Linked DNA regions of Homo sapiens: regions 1 and 3 are each linked to region 2. A link is a contact called in ENCODE Hi-C data. All regions are on one chromosome and are shown on one strand. The core of a region is the stretch at or near the end of the contact, and the rest is flanking DNA. Distances in the headings are between cores, read along the strand shown.

The links. Hi-C counts contacts between places; a loop is a spot of excess contacts on that map. Pooled maps may share reads with other maps.
Region 1: a map with no recorded cell type shows a loop between it and region 2 (19-fold over the local background). The contact joins two enhancer-like sites. A Hi-C loop is called at or near these places in 9 of 37 single-sample maps with no recorded cell type and 4 of 50 pooled maps.
Region 3: a loop to region 2 is called in a pooled map, with 6 times the contacts of the local background. The contact joins the promoter of NDUFS6 here to the enhancer-like site in region 2. A Hi-C loop is called at or near these places in 9 of 37 single-sample maps with no recorded cell type and 5 of 50 pooled maps.

Annotation. Positions count from the first base shown.
Region 1 is chr5:1,311,145-1,315,381 of GRCh38, forward strand. No RefSeq gene overlaps it. Among named protein-coding and RNA genes, the nearest start is that of MIR4457, 3.9 kb to the left of the region's middle. RefSeq lists an enhancer at 1,884-1,953. Within about 2 kb of position 1,952, at least 3 of the 41 ENCODE cell types and tissues checked have a DNase peak (open chromatin) inside an H3K27ac peak, as active enhancers do.
Region 2 is chr5:5,749,749-5,754,548 of GRCh38, forward strand. No RefSeq gene overlaps it. Among named protein-coding and RNA genes, the nearest start is that of ICE1, 330 kb to the left of the region's middle. RefSeq lists enhancers at 2,973-3,032, 3,183-3,322. Within about 2 kb of position 1,948, at least 3 of the 41 ENCODE cell types and tissues checked have a DNase peak (open chromatin) inside an H3K27ac peak, as active enhancers do.
Region 3 is chr5:1,800,157-1,804,784 of GRCh38, forward strand. NDUFS6 (NADH:ubiquinone oxidoreductase subunit S6) reads left to right here and starts at 1,251. Exons shown (of 4, transcript NM_004553.6): 1 at 1,251-1,393; 2 at 2,165-2,218. The coding sequence starts at 1,262. It also overlaps a transcript of MRPL36 not described here. RefSeq lists enhancers at 641-690, 751-880, 1,060-2,047, 1,491-1,630.

The DNA of each region.
Region 1 (4,237 bases), core at 702-3,201, 4.4 Mb before region 2:
ATGAAGTAGTGACCCACAGTTGGTTGGCTTGGTTGTGGGAAGCGAACAATCAGAGGCTGAATTGAAGTTACAGCATTATATTCCCATACAAATGAAGACTTGGCCCACGACCAGTCTGATTGGTTGCAGGAGGGGACTCATCAGAGGTACTTTCAATTTTTCATCTGCCACTCAGAAAAAAGGGGGAGGTATTGCAAAGGGAATAGCTTCTGGTTCTTTGGTAACTTGGGCATGGAAAGTTGGGGTTTTCCTTTTGATTTCGTTCTAGGAAGTCAGCGTGAATCAGCCTTAGGTTCCCTGCCTCCAGACCCTATTCTCCTGCCTCAGTAGGGTGGAAGGAAACAGCTGTATGGAAGCAGCAGGGTTACAGGTCAGGCAGTGTGACAGCCCCAGGACTGCTCCCGTGGGGCAGGGCTCCCCACAGGCGGCGCGCTGAGGGCAGGGCTCCCGAAGTCAATGCGTCCAGGGCAGGGCTCCCCACAGGTGTTGTGACAGCCCCGGGGCTGCTCCTGCCAGGCAGGGCTCCTCATAGGTGGTGTGCTGAGAGCAGCAGCTCAGGGCAGGTCTGCAGTCAGGTTTGTACCCACTTTTAATTACATGTAGACTAAGGGGCGGTTTATGCAGAAATTTCTAGGGAAGGGGTAGTAACCGTTGTGTAGTGGGGTCATTGCCATGGAAGTGGGTGGTAACGCCTGGGGGTTGCCACGGCAATGGTAAACACTGGTGGGTGTGTCTCATGGAAAGCCGCTTCCGCCCTGGCTGTGTTTCAGCTAGTCCTCAATTGGGTCTGGGGTCCAAGTCCCACCTCTGATCTCATAAGAAGTTGTTACGGATTGTACTGTGTCCTCCCCAAAATCTACGTGTTAAAGTCCTAACCCCCAGAACTTCAGAATGTGCCCTTATTTGGAAATAGAATATTTGCACGTGTGATTAGTTAAGATGGGGTCATTAGGGTGGCCCTAAGCCAGTGACTGGTGTCCTTATAAGAAGGAGAAATCTGGACACAGAGACAGACGGGCATCAAGGGAAGATGATGTGAGGACACAGGGAGAAGACGGCCATGTACAAGCCAAGGAGAGGCTGACACAGAGCATCCCTCGCAGCCTCAGAGGGAGCCAGTCCTGCCCACACCTGATCTGGGACCGTGGCCTCCAGAACTGAGTTGGCCAATGTCTGCTATTGAAGCTGCCAGCCACAGTGCTTTGTTGTGGCCGCCCCCACAAGCTCACACAGGGGTGGAGAAGCAGACGTTGCCACAGGTGTCACGTAAATCAAGACAGTGCTATGCCAATGTCATGCCAAGGCAGTTGATATTTGGGCCAGGCGCAGTGGTGCACACCTGTAGTCCTAGCACTTTGGGAGGCCGAGGTGGGTGGTGGATTGCTTGAGCCCAGGAGTTTGAGATTAGCCTAAGCAACATGGCAAGACCCCATTGCTACAAAAAAATACAAAAATTGGCTGGGCATGGTGGCTCAGGCCTGTAATCCCAGCAATTTGGGGAGCTGAGGTGGACAGATCAATTGAGGTCAGGAGTTCAAGACCACCCTGGCCAATATGGTGAAACCGCCTCTACTAAAAATACAAAAATTAGCCAGGTGTGCCTGTAGTCCCAGCTACTCAGGAGGCTGAGGTGGGAGGATCGCCTGTGCCCAGGGAGGTTGAGACTGCAGTGAGCTGAGATTGCACCACTGCACTCCAGCCTGGACAACAGAGTTAGACCTTGTCTTGAAAAAAAAAAAAAAGACAGTTGTCATTTTAGGTCAAACGGACAAATTCTTTAAACAAAATATAATAAAACATCAAGGGGAAATAGAAAATCTGCATGGTATTATTATCACAGAAGTTACAAAAATTAAAACAGTAGTGAAAAAAATATCCCACAAAGGAAACCGCAGACTTAGGCGGTTTCATCAGTTGCATCCACAAATGCCTTAGGGGATGATTTTAGACAACAGACAGGAGGAAATGGTCTCAGCCTCACCGTCCGTGGCCACGGCAGCTTCAGTGAGCCAGCCCTGCACAATCAGCTCTGCAAGGTGTGATTGGAGGGAACAGGAAACAGAAAACACAAAGAGAAGCCACCCAGAGGGTTGGTGAGGATACAAAGGGTTTTCAACGCCGCTAGTCAGCAGGGAAATGCACATTTAAACCGCGAAAAGGCTCCACTACACACCCACCAGAGTGGCTAAAATTAGACAGCAGCATTGTGTGCTGGAGAAGGGGTGATGCCATGGGGCTCACATGCCACAGTGCACAGCCAGAGTGGCACAGACCCCTTAGAACACGGGTGACATGTACTGGAGCTCAGCACACATGCACCACAACAGCCATGTCCCCCCTGGGTCTGTGCCCAAAGGCAGGCACAGCCACGTGCATGATTTGATCCGTAACGGCCCCGGTTCGTGCCATGGAATGCCACATGGAAGAAAGTCACAATGAGCACCGCTTGCGACAACACAGATGGACGCCAGACAGAGCCCAGCCCGAGAACCTGGGTACCAGAGCTCCCAGCATGACTGTTCATGTGTGGGACTTGGACCCGGTGACCCATGGGCTGGGTTCACCCGCCTGGTTTCCACTGAGAGGGCCCCGTGGGGCCGGGGTCTGTCTGTAGCCTGACTCGGGTGCTTGGTGCTGGAGTCTGGAAGCATGCAGGGCTTGTTGAGCTGCACGGGGTGCATCTGCCATGACACTGTGTGGAAATTGTATAGCAACAAGTTTTTTAAAAGTGCCTGCCGGCCTGGTGCAGCAACTCATGCCTGTAATCCCAGCACGTTGGGAGGCCAAGGCGGGCAGATCACGTGAGGTCAGGAGTTCAATACCAGCCTGGCAACATAGTGAAACCCCATCTCTACTAAAAATACAAAAATGAGCCGGGCGTGGTGGCAGATGTCTGTAACCCCAGCTACTCGAGAGGCTGAGGCAGGAGAATCGCTTGAACCCGGGTGGCAGAGGTTGCAGTGCCAGCCTGGGTGACAGAACGAGACTCCGTCTCAAAAAAAAAAAAAAAAAAAAAGTGTCTGCCTCTCAGTGCACCAGCTGAGTCCAGCCAGCAGGACAGAAGCCACTGGGACATCACACTGAAGGTTCAACAAGGGAAATGGCAGGATGAGGGGGAGGTGGGCATGTCCCCCCAGACATCCCGGTTCAGCCCCAGAACCGCGGATGTGATCCCACGTGCCAGAGTGGACTCGGTGGCCACCATCACACTTGGATCTTGGATGGGAGATGATGCTGGGTAATCGTCTGGGACTGATGTAACCACAGAGGGTCGGGGTGAGAATCAGGGATATGACCACGGAGGCAAAGGTTAGGGTGAGGCGAAGAAGGCCACAAGCCCGGGAATGCAAGGAGCACAGCTCTCGAGGTGGAGAGCACGAGGAACGGAGCACCTGGAGCCCCTGGAGGGCAGGGCCTGCCCACACCCCAGTGGCCGCGCAGGGAGGTCTGGTCTGGACTCCTGGCCTCCAGAACCATCAGAGAACAAATATGCTGCTTGAAGCATGAAAGCTGTGGGGATGGTGGCCGTGGCTGGGGGACACTCAGGCGGTGGCTTTTCTGGGACCAGTGTCTCTGCAGAGGCTGCTGCTCTGAAAGCATGGTGGGCCACAGGGCGCCACACCCCCTTGGGTCCTGTGCCTGCTTCAGGAAAGGGGTAAGCAGTGTGGTATACGCCAAGACCTCCTCCTGGTTTCCCTCCTCCGCATGGATCACTCCTCGAACACAGCCCCTGCTTCGTCAGGGTTCCGTAGCCTCACCTATCGCAGGCTGCACCCCATCCTTCCTCCAGACCCCTGGCCTGTGGGGCTTACCGGGGCCGAGGCCAACAGACTGATCTCGTTGCCAAAGACCCAACAGCCACCAAACTGGCTTCAACAGGGCTATGTGTGGCAGGTACTTCACAGGGGGACGTGTTCTCATTTTCCTTGGCTTTCTAATAAACTCTGGTCTAAAGAAAATCTCTTCTATAAAATGAGTGGCCAGTGCCAAGGGGTAGAGACAGAAGCTCCTTCTGGACACTGGCTGCTCCAGTAGAGCCCATCCTGCCCAGGTACGGAGCCCACCAGCTGCGATCAGGACACTGCAGTTCCACCGTGGGGGACCCCGGGCCCTCACCTTGTCAGTCCTCTGTTTCAGCTTCGAGGGCTTTGACACAGTCTAAAATCCACAGGTACTTAGCGCATTTCTAAGTCCCACCTCATGATCAATCATAAGACAGGGCTTTGATGGTATGCAG
Region 2 (4,800 bases), core at 698-3,197:
GGAACTCAGATATAAAGATTTAAGTACATGGTGTCAAATAAGAACAAACCTGGAACTAGATAAAGAAAGACTTTTTATCCAAAGGGACTGTTTCAATGAAGGGAGGGGAACTACTGATGTAGGGAGTGTGCTCTGGCCATAACATGTGCACTTGTCTCAGAGGTCAGCAGAAAAGACTCTTCTTTTATAGAAAGAAGTGAATTAGGCTAGAAAGAGCTGGCTTTAGGAGAGTAGGTGGTGTGATGGCACAATCCATCAGGGAGTGTTTTTCTCTAACTGATTCCTGAGAGAGGTGGTTAAGGAGAGATTGTCTGCTGGTTCAGATGGAGGATAAATTGAAGTATAGAGACCTTGGAGAAGGAGAGAAGTTTGGTGGATCAGGTATTTTCCTCAGATTGGTGAGTGAGTGCAAAGAGTTCAGCTCATTATTTAAGAGGCAAGGAATGGGAATTTGAAGGATCTGTGTCTGTTTTTTCCGTAGGTATACAGGGGAGCAACTGTGAGTCTTGTATACGTTACACAGAGAAGAGTGATTCTTTGCAATAAACTGTTTCCCAGGACAAAAGAGGGTGGGAGGGTTTCTTCAATTATCACTATTGTTCAGGATCACAAGGCTCAGGTAAAATTCAACATTGTCAAGGGAACAAAGGACCTAGAACCCTCATGCTAGTCCAAGCTGCAAGTATAATTCAATACTGAATCCTCACATGCAGGACCTAACTCTCATCCTACTTAAAATCATGACTGATCAGACAAACTCAAGTTGCATGAACTGGTCCTAGGGGTGGGAGAGGAATGGTGCACAGATGAAGAGGCAGGTAGGGTCAGACCCGAAGCAACGGGTGTGCTAGTCCCACTCTGTTGGGTCACCGAATCCCTCTTACAATACGGGTTTCATTGCAGAGCTTTCTGTAGATGAGTTTCTTGTATTGTTGCATAACAAGATCTTAAACCAGAAGGTGAAAAATCAGTTGTGACTGCAATAATGACTGCATTGCAAATCCAAGTAACTTTCATTACACAAATCTAAACTAATTCTGAATTTTCCGAAAGCAGAAGACTACGTTTTGTTATTTTACATTGGGAAAATTGTAATGTCCCCAGCCCGACAGAAATGCCCACTGATTCCTCCCAATATCATTAAAAAACATTTAAACTTATAAAGGAAAATTTGCAAAACATTTGTGCACGTTATAAAATGATCTTCAAGCCATCTACATAATTATTTAACAATTAATGAACTATTTGAGGCTTTGCTTGCAAAATACAATATCAGATAAAAATTATGTTTTGCTTTACACTGAAGGAACATACTGCTGCACCATGTAGATAAATCATAAGATAGTGTGTTAGTACTGTGCAATGGGTGCAGATAGCATTCACCAAGATAAGAAAAAAAGGCACCTCACATGATGTTATCCTACTGCTTGAAGAGTTCCTTGAGTGGGGCTGAGTATCGAAGTGGAGGAGATGGTCACAGGTATTTGCGTGGGGAGAAAGGCAGCAGGACTGAAAGGGCAGATCTGAGGGTTATTCATGTGCAAATCCAAAGATTTGCAGACTTTTAAAGTGTAGACAGAGGAAGAGGTTGAACAGAACTCAAAGATATACTCTAGTGATAAGAGTTTATGGTTCTTATTATAACCATAAACTCTTGTTTATGGTTGTGCCTGGAATTACCTTTTTTGAACGGGATGCTTCAATTTGTATTATGAATAATTATGCTATCTGCATGAACTAAATCTTTTAATTGATATACTTAATCCTTTAATGGATTTTTCTAGGCAGCGGTTAATTTTAATATTTAGTTAAGAAATTATCAGTCTTCTGTGGGTTAACTGTTTTTTTTTCTATCTCCTGGAAACTTTTATAAGTTTCTTTCTACCCCTGATATTCTTCAGTTTCATTATGACGTAACTAGATACAGACTTTGAAAGTTTACCCTGTTGCACATACACCCAGGAAACACCTGTGAAGTTATGTCTCTTTTTACTTCAGGGATATTCTAAGCCACTATCTCTTCAAATGTTGCCTGTTCACCATTCCATCTAACTCCAACTCCAGGTGAATGTCGGAGCTTCTCAATTTATCCTTACTCTTTTACGATCATTTTTATGTTTTCTTTGTTCTAAATTTCTCTGTAATTCAGGTTGAGTACTCTGGTGCTGTCTTTTGTTACAGGTATTTAGACAAGCATGAGCAGGCCAGGAAAGGGCCCTCCCTCATCCACTAGGAATGTCAGGTGATGGTTCGACAATGATCACTTTGCCTCTCTAAAAGTGATAAATTGTCAGCGTGTGCCAGGGAGAGGCCATTTACTGATACCCCACAGCTGTTGCAGTAAAGTGTTCATTGAATGCAGGCGCCTGGGAGAAGTAACTTCCTGGGCATGTGCATGAAGAGACAAAATGGCGGAGTATGACCCACTCGGGGCACTCCACAGGAAAAGGGAAGAAAGCCTCAGACCGGCATGTGCACAGCTTCTTAAACACACTGCCTGTGCTCACTTCCCAAGGCTAAGGAGGACACCGTGCATCTGGGAAATAATGCCCCCCCTGAGGGAAGAATCATGGGAAAGGGGCAAGCCTACAAAGTCCTGGGGTCAAGGTTAAACACTGCACCTGACCTCAGTGCCCACTTGGGACTCTTCCAAGCGTACTTTGTTTTCTTCCCTGTTCTAAAGCCTTTTTAAATAAACTTCCACTCCTGCTCTGAAACTTGTCCCGGTCTCCTCTTCTGCCTTATGCCCCTCAGTTGAATTCTTTCTTTTGAGGAGGCAAGAACTAAGGTTGCTGCAGAGCTCTACAGACTCACCGCCGGTTACTTGGATACCTTCCACTGGTAACATACTTGGGGCCATGAGACTTGGATATTTGCCACCACAACATTTTAATTCCCTAACACCTTATTCTTATTACACATTAATTACCCTGTTGAAATTTATTTTTTTATACTTTCTAACTGGCTCTTTAAATAGTCTCTTTCTACTTGGTTTGTGTTCGCTTTCTGTTCTATTGCTCTTATTTTGTCTCTTTGGATGCCACTCTCTCTTTTGGAAGACTGCTCTCTCACTTGCACTTTCTTTGGGATGAATGCTTTCTTTAGTGAGTTTGTGGAGCTCAGACTTCCATCACTGGGACTGTCTTTCTTCACGTGCTTTGGAATTTTAGTTTCCAGGCTTGTCTCAAGTTGTTTCATGTGTATGTTCACCTGTGCTTAATTTTCCCCTCCCTGTCTGCACACAGATATAATAGCACCCACTTATTTGCAGTTTCACTTCTGTGTTTTCAGTTACCTTTGGTCTGTGAACCCAAAATAACTCAGTCATATCTCAGTCAATTTAGAAAGTTTATTTTGCCAAGGTTAAGGACGCACCAGTGACTCAGCCTCAGGAGGTCCTGATAACATGTGTCCAAGGTGTTTGGGGTACAGCTTGCTTTTATACATTTTAGGGAGACATAATACATCAATCAATACATGTAAGATTTACACTGATTTGATCTGGAAGGGCGGGACAACTCGAAGGTGGGAGGGGGGACTTCCAGGTCGTAGATAGATGTAAGCATATTTTAATTGGCAATTGGTTGAAAGAGTTATTATCAGTAGAACAGAATGTCTGGGTTAAGATAAGGGGTTGTGGAGACCAAGGTTTTATCATGCAGATGAAGCCTCCAGGTAGCAGGCTTCAGAGAGAATAGGTTGTACATGTTTCTTATCAGACTTAAAGTCTGTGTTGATGTTCATGCTGGAAGGGTAGAATGAGGTTAGGTCCAACCCCCTCTTCCATCATGGCCTGAACTAGATTTTCAGGTTAACTCTGGAATGCCCTTGGCCAAGAGGAGAGGTCCACTCAGATGATTGGGGGCCTTAAAGTTTTATTTTTTGTTTATAGGTCTACGGTGGCCCAGAAATATTAAATAAAAAATTCCAGAAATAAACAATCATAAGTTTTAAATTCTTTCTGAATAGCATGATGAAATCTCTCACCATCCTTCTCATCCTGCCCAGGACAAAAATCCTCCCTATGTCCAGTGGATCCACACTGTCTACACTCCCTGCCTGGTAGTCACATAGCAGCCATCTCAGTTATCAGATTGACTGTTGTGGTATCACAGTCCTTATATTCAAGTCACCCTTGTTTTACTTAAGAACGGCCCCAAAATGCAAAGGTAGTGATGCTGGCATATTATCATAATTGTTGTATTATTAGTTATTGCTGTTAACTCTTTCTGTGCCTAGTTTATAAATTAAACTTTACCATAGGTACATATATAAGAGAAAACATAGTACATAGAAGGTTTGGTGCAACCTGTGGTTTCAGTGTTCACTGGGGGCTTTGGGACACATCTTCCTTGGAGAAAGGAGACTACAGTGCTACTAAGGCTTCAGGGGCCCATTAAGGCCTAGTTCAGAACTCGGTTCATATCAGCTCTTCAGCCCTGTCGCTGCAGGGACACACGATGGTAAGTGAGCCTCACTGGTCCCTGCTCACAGAGGTCTCCTCCAGTCTATGCTGCTCAGCAGGAATGGGTCTCCCATCTGATTCTGAGGTCTGAGTCTTGACTCTACTAAACACAGTGTGTTTGGGTCCCATTTCTGCTTCACAGGAATGCGTATCCCATTTTAGTGAGGTTATGCTCTTGTAATACATTTTTGTAAATTCACTACTCGTCTTTACCTGAAGTAGAACAAGGAGAATCCCATGGGGAAGGCACCTGACTCAATGTGTTTTTCTGACCAATCACTTCCTTTCTTTGGTGCTTACAAGACATGCTTGAAACTAGGTAATTCCAAGCTAAC
Region 3 (4,628 bases), core at 1-2,500, 4.0 Mb before region 2:
AGTGGACAGGAGAAATGTAAACAGGCTCCGGGAAACGAGTGGAGACGGGCAGTAGTTTCAACTGGTTACGGCTGTTTTCCCCAACATTATGAAAAACTTCGGACATAGAGAAAAAGGGAAAGAACTGTACGGTGAACACCCATATACTTGCCACCTAGATTCTACCCTTAGCTCGCTTATCCCTGCCTTTTCAGGTATCTACCCGTAACTCCATTCGCCTTCCTTTTTGTGTGTGTCCGGGTGAGTTGCAGACGTGGCTGCGTCCACTCCGCGCTCCCTGCAGGCCCCAACGCTTCATCGCAGCGCCCACTTTTTCCACCTGACCCGGCGAACACCGGGCGGGCCGCTGGAGTTTATCAGCTCCAGGACAAATCTGCCTCTGACCACCACGTTTGCTGGGACATCTTTGGGACCGGAGGTTTTCATGTGCATTCTTGTTTCTCATGCCTTTCCTCCTCTTTATCATCTTCCCCGCCACTCATCCATCTCTAGTGTTTTGTTCTTGGAGTCACGTGGTCCTCAGGCTCTGACCACAGCAAAAGAAAAGCTGGATGCTGGAGCTTAAGCTGGGATTTATACCCAAGTCAACTCTAAGCAAAACGGGCCTTTTTAGAGGCTGTATTTGCATGCTGTAAAATCAGTCGGTGTACTAGGCTTTGTTGCAGAAATCCCCAATATACGTTTCCTCTGCGGCTCCCCGTAACCACACACAGGAACGCTTGCCTTGAACGAGGAGAATGCACTTCCAGTCTCGTCTGCTAAGCAGTTGACTCCTTCACCCAATAATTTTGATATTTAAATGTCTCATGATTATCGGTTACCATAAGAATATAAACAATGTATTTTCAGTTTACATCCTCCCCTGCCTGTCCGCTAAATAAGAACCACTGGGTACTCCTAATCGCTGAAGGTTTCGCACACCATTGCCTGCCTCATCAGGGCCCTAGCTCTAGCCTGCGGCTGCAACTGCATGAGGCTGCACCTGCCGGCGCAACGGGGCCGCTTAACTTTTAGGCCATTGATGAAAAGTCAAACAAGCGCACAGTACTCGGTGTAATCAGGGGCATTTTTAGCGAGATACCTGGGATGAAAACGGGTGACCACCTGAATCAGAGAGCAGCTCCGGCGCACCCTCTGCCCCGACCCGCGCTCCCCGCCCCCAGGGCGAAATAAATACCGGGTGTTTGGCGCCGCCAGAAGCCGTGCGCATGCGTTAGCGCTAAGCGGGACGTTGCGCCGGGTCAAAGGCCAGCGGCGCAAAATGGCGGCGGCGATGACCTTCTGCCGGCTGCTGAACCGGTGTGGCGAGGCGGCGCGGAGCCTGCCCCTGGGCGCCAGGTGTTTCGGGGTGCGGGTCTCGCCGACCGGGGAGAAGGTCACGCACACTGGCCAGGTAACGGCCGCTGGGTACAGGATGCACCTTCCTCCAGCCGCACCTCGGGCGACTGGTGGCAGTGGGCTCGCCGGGCATCCGCGGCCCTGGTTCTGCGCCGGCAGCGCAGGTCGTGGTAAGGTTGTGCTGTCGCTCACGCGCCGGGGAGGACGCCCGCGAGTCGGGACGGTGGTGGCAGCCTGTAGCGGTGGGTCTCGTCCTTCCAGGGCCTGCGGGCTCTGGAACGGGAAGTCTCCCCAGCGGGCAGCACTTGCTGTGGACTGGCTGCCCATAGGCGATTTGTGGCAGCCGATTATTTGGGTCAGAACGTTTAGAATTTGTGTAATATTCAATAATAAATTTTAGTAACCTGAGAAGTCGGTTGTAGTCCAAGGCACAAAAAAGCCCTAAGCCAAAATGAAGAACAAAGGTACCTGTGTATACTGGAATGTGCCCTAGTAGATTTAATGGGGGGATAGTAAAGCTCTCAGGCCATATGCCAAAGAAGGTTGGGGGCGGTTCTCCTCGGTCAGGATTTGTCTCTCCTCCTTAGCTCCACCTTCCCGGGCTATGTCTCTGTGCTGCTCTCTGATCCAGGTGACCACCCGTTTTCATCCCAGGTATCTCGCTAAAAATGCCCCTGATTACACCGAGTACTGTGCACTTGTTTGACTTTTCATCAATGGCCTAAAAGTTAAGAAAAACACTTTCCTGTAATATTTATGATTGATATGAAGTGACTTTCAGAATTAGGCCGTAAAAGTCACACATGGTCTTTTTGTTTTTTTCCAGGTTTATGATGATAAAGACTACAGGAGAATTCGGTTTGTAGGTCGTCAGAAAGAGGTGAGTAAAAAATCTAGTGAAGAGAGGTAAGCTTTCCTAAAACTTTTATGTAACCAACAAGAAATAAAAATTAATATATAAGATTTAAATAAATTTTCCCCATATTGCAAGCACCCTAACAGTTCTGGATGGGGTTCTTCCTTTCTTAAAATCTTAATTGTGTCTATTTCTGACTTGTTTCCCCCTGAAATACATAACATTGTAGCCGTAGTTCTGGTTTGCATATAAATGGAAGTGATCTTTTTTAAAATTCTTGTCCCTTATTCTCCTGAGACTCTCAGATTTAAGTAAATCATATCAACTTTAAAAAAATTATTCTTTTAACCACCTGGAGGTGTGTTTTTTATAGTTTTCACCAAATAAATTAGTGTGTGTTTTTTACAGGGACTTACACTGACAAGCTGAAAATGGCACATGAGTTTTTCTTCCCTTAGTGGGTCTGTTAGCTCTATGCATTGTAAGGGAAGATCAGTTCAGGTGCCTGTGAGTGACCACTGGAGAAAGAATGTTGAAATTAGAATCCTTCTGCCTAAATCAGCCTATTTTTTTTTTTTACCTGACTCCTTCTCTATCACTCATGTCAATGAGCTCCTGAATTCGTAATTAGATCAGGCATGCCTCCATGATTCCTGAATTTGCTTCCTGAAGGATGCTGTGAAGTGTCCTTCACAGCCACCTTATTCATTCTTTTTCCCACTTTGGTTAGCCTGGTGTTCTTCTTGTTAACACCGTAGCTATCCCTAAATCATGTATTTTCCCTTCTCCTTCAATCTTGGTTACGTTATCCATTCCCAGTGTGTAGTTTTTGTACGTCTATTCCAGAGCTACAGGGCATTCCAGAAAAGCTCACATGATCATGAATTGACTATAAATTCACATTCTCAAAATTCAGCTGGTTCACTGTTGTGTGGTTTGATGGGTGGGTGTCAGAAAAGTTTGTTTTATAGTGGTTGATTATTTGGCAATGCCACTTGAGTGTTGGGTTGAGAAAGATCCTGAGGCCTGATGCACATTCAGTGGAAGAGTGTGCCATGATTGATTAGTGATGTCTACCAGGATCATGGTGGTGGAGAGGGGCTTGTGTCTGGTGGGTTTGCCTCTCGGAGTAGAAGCTGTGTGGACTTGCAGTCTAAAAATTGTGAGGTTGAATCACAGCATGGGTTCAGTTTTCTCATTTGTGAAATGGAACCATGTGAATATTTTTAATTGAATCATAAGTCTCCAGTGATATCACACTGTCAGTTGTCGAGTAAGTGGTGTATAGGGTAAGTGCTCTTTCTCTCCATCCTCAGAAACCCTTTTCTGTTTGTTGTTTGAATTGTTAGTGTATTCCCAGTAGAAGCATCTGTTCCATGTGCCACATTCTCCAATGCTGTATCCCAGTGATTCACACAAAGGAGCTCATGGCATTGCGAATGGGACATTTCTTCCGTGTGCAGGCTGTCCTGGGCATTCTTGTTAGGTATATGAACTTGACATTTGGAAGGTGGAAACCGATGGATGTTGAAAGGATTTGCAGGCCCTTTGGTTTCTTTTGGCAGTGATCGTGGAGAAGGGGAGGTTTCTCTTAGTGTGGATGCGGTATGGTTTCTTTTAGTGGTGACCGTGGAGAAGGGGAGAAACCGATGGATGTGGGGAGGGTTCGCAGGCCCTTTGGTTTCTTTTGGCAGTGACCGTGGTGACGGAGGTTTCCTGGGCATCGATGGGTGGTTGTTACTGAGGTAGTGGCTGGACTCTACATCCTTGCTTTGTGGGTGTTATGGCACGGTCGTGGGGGCAAGGTAGGAGCCCCAGATTGAGCAGTTCTGGAGCAGATTGGTCCTGAAGCCCTTGGGCTCATTCATGCAATCTGGCTTCCAGCCCAGCTCCCTATCTCAGCTCTTGTAGTGACGAAGCAAGTATGTGGGTCCCTGTCACAAACGCCTCTCTGCTGAACATTCTTTGTGTAGCTTCTGGTTTCTGGTTGGTGTAGCATAGGGTAGTGGGAAACAACTTAAACCAAACAGAATCAGGATTGGCGAAGCCAGTGAGGGGTGGGTACGGGATAGTGTGATAGTAGTGTCTGTGACCGGCAGCTCACCCAGGGCGTCCTGGTTGTGACCTCAACGCTCCAGCCGGCCTAGCCTCCAGTGCCTTCCCCCATTCAGCATCCTGAGTGTCCAGGGCACGTCTTGGCCTCACACCTTGGAGGTTCAAGGCATGTTGATAACATGATGAGTGGGCATCCTGCCCAAGCTTTCCTTCTTTCAACACAAATTTGGTGTTTAGTACTATTTTTAGTAGTAGTTGTTTGGCTTCTGAGAGACTTAATTTTTTGGAACACTTTTAGATTTACAGAAAAACTGAAGAAAGTAGGGTTTTCACAGCCCCCCAGCTCAGTTTCTGCTGTTTACTGCCATCTCTCATTAGT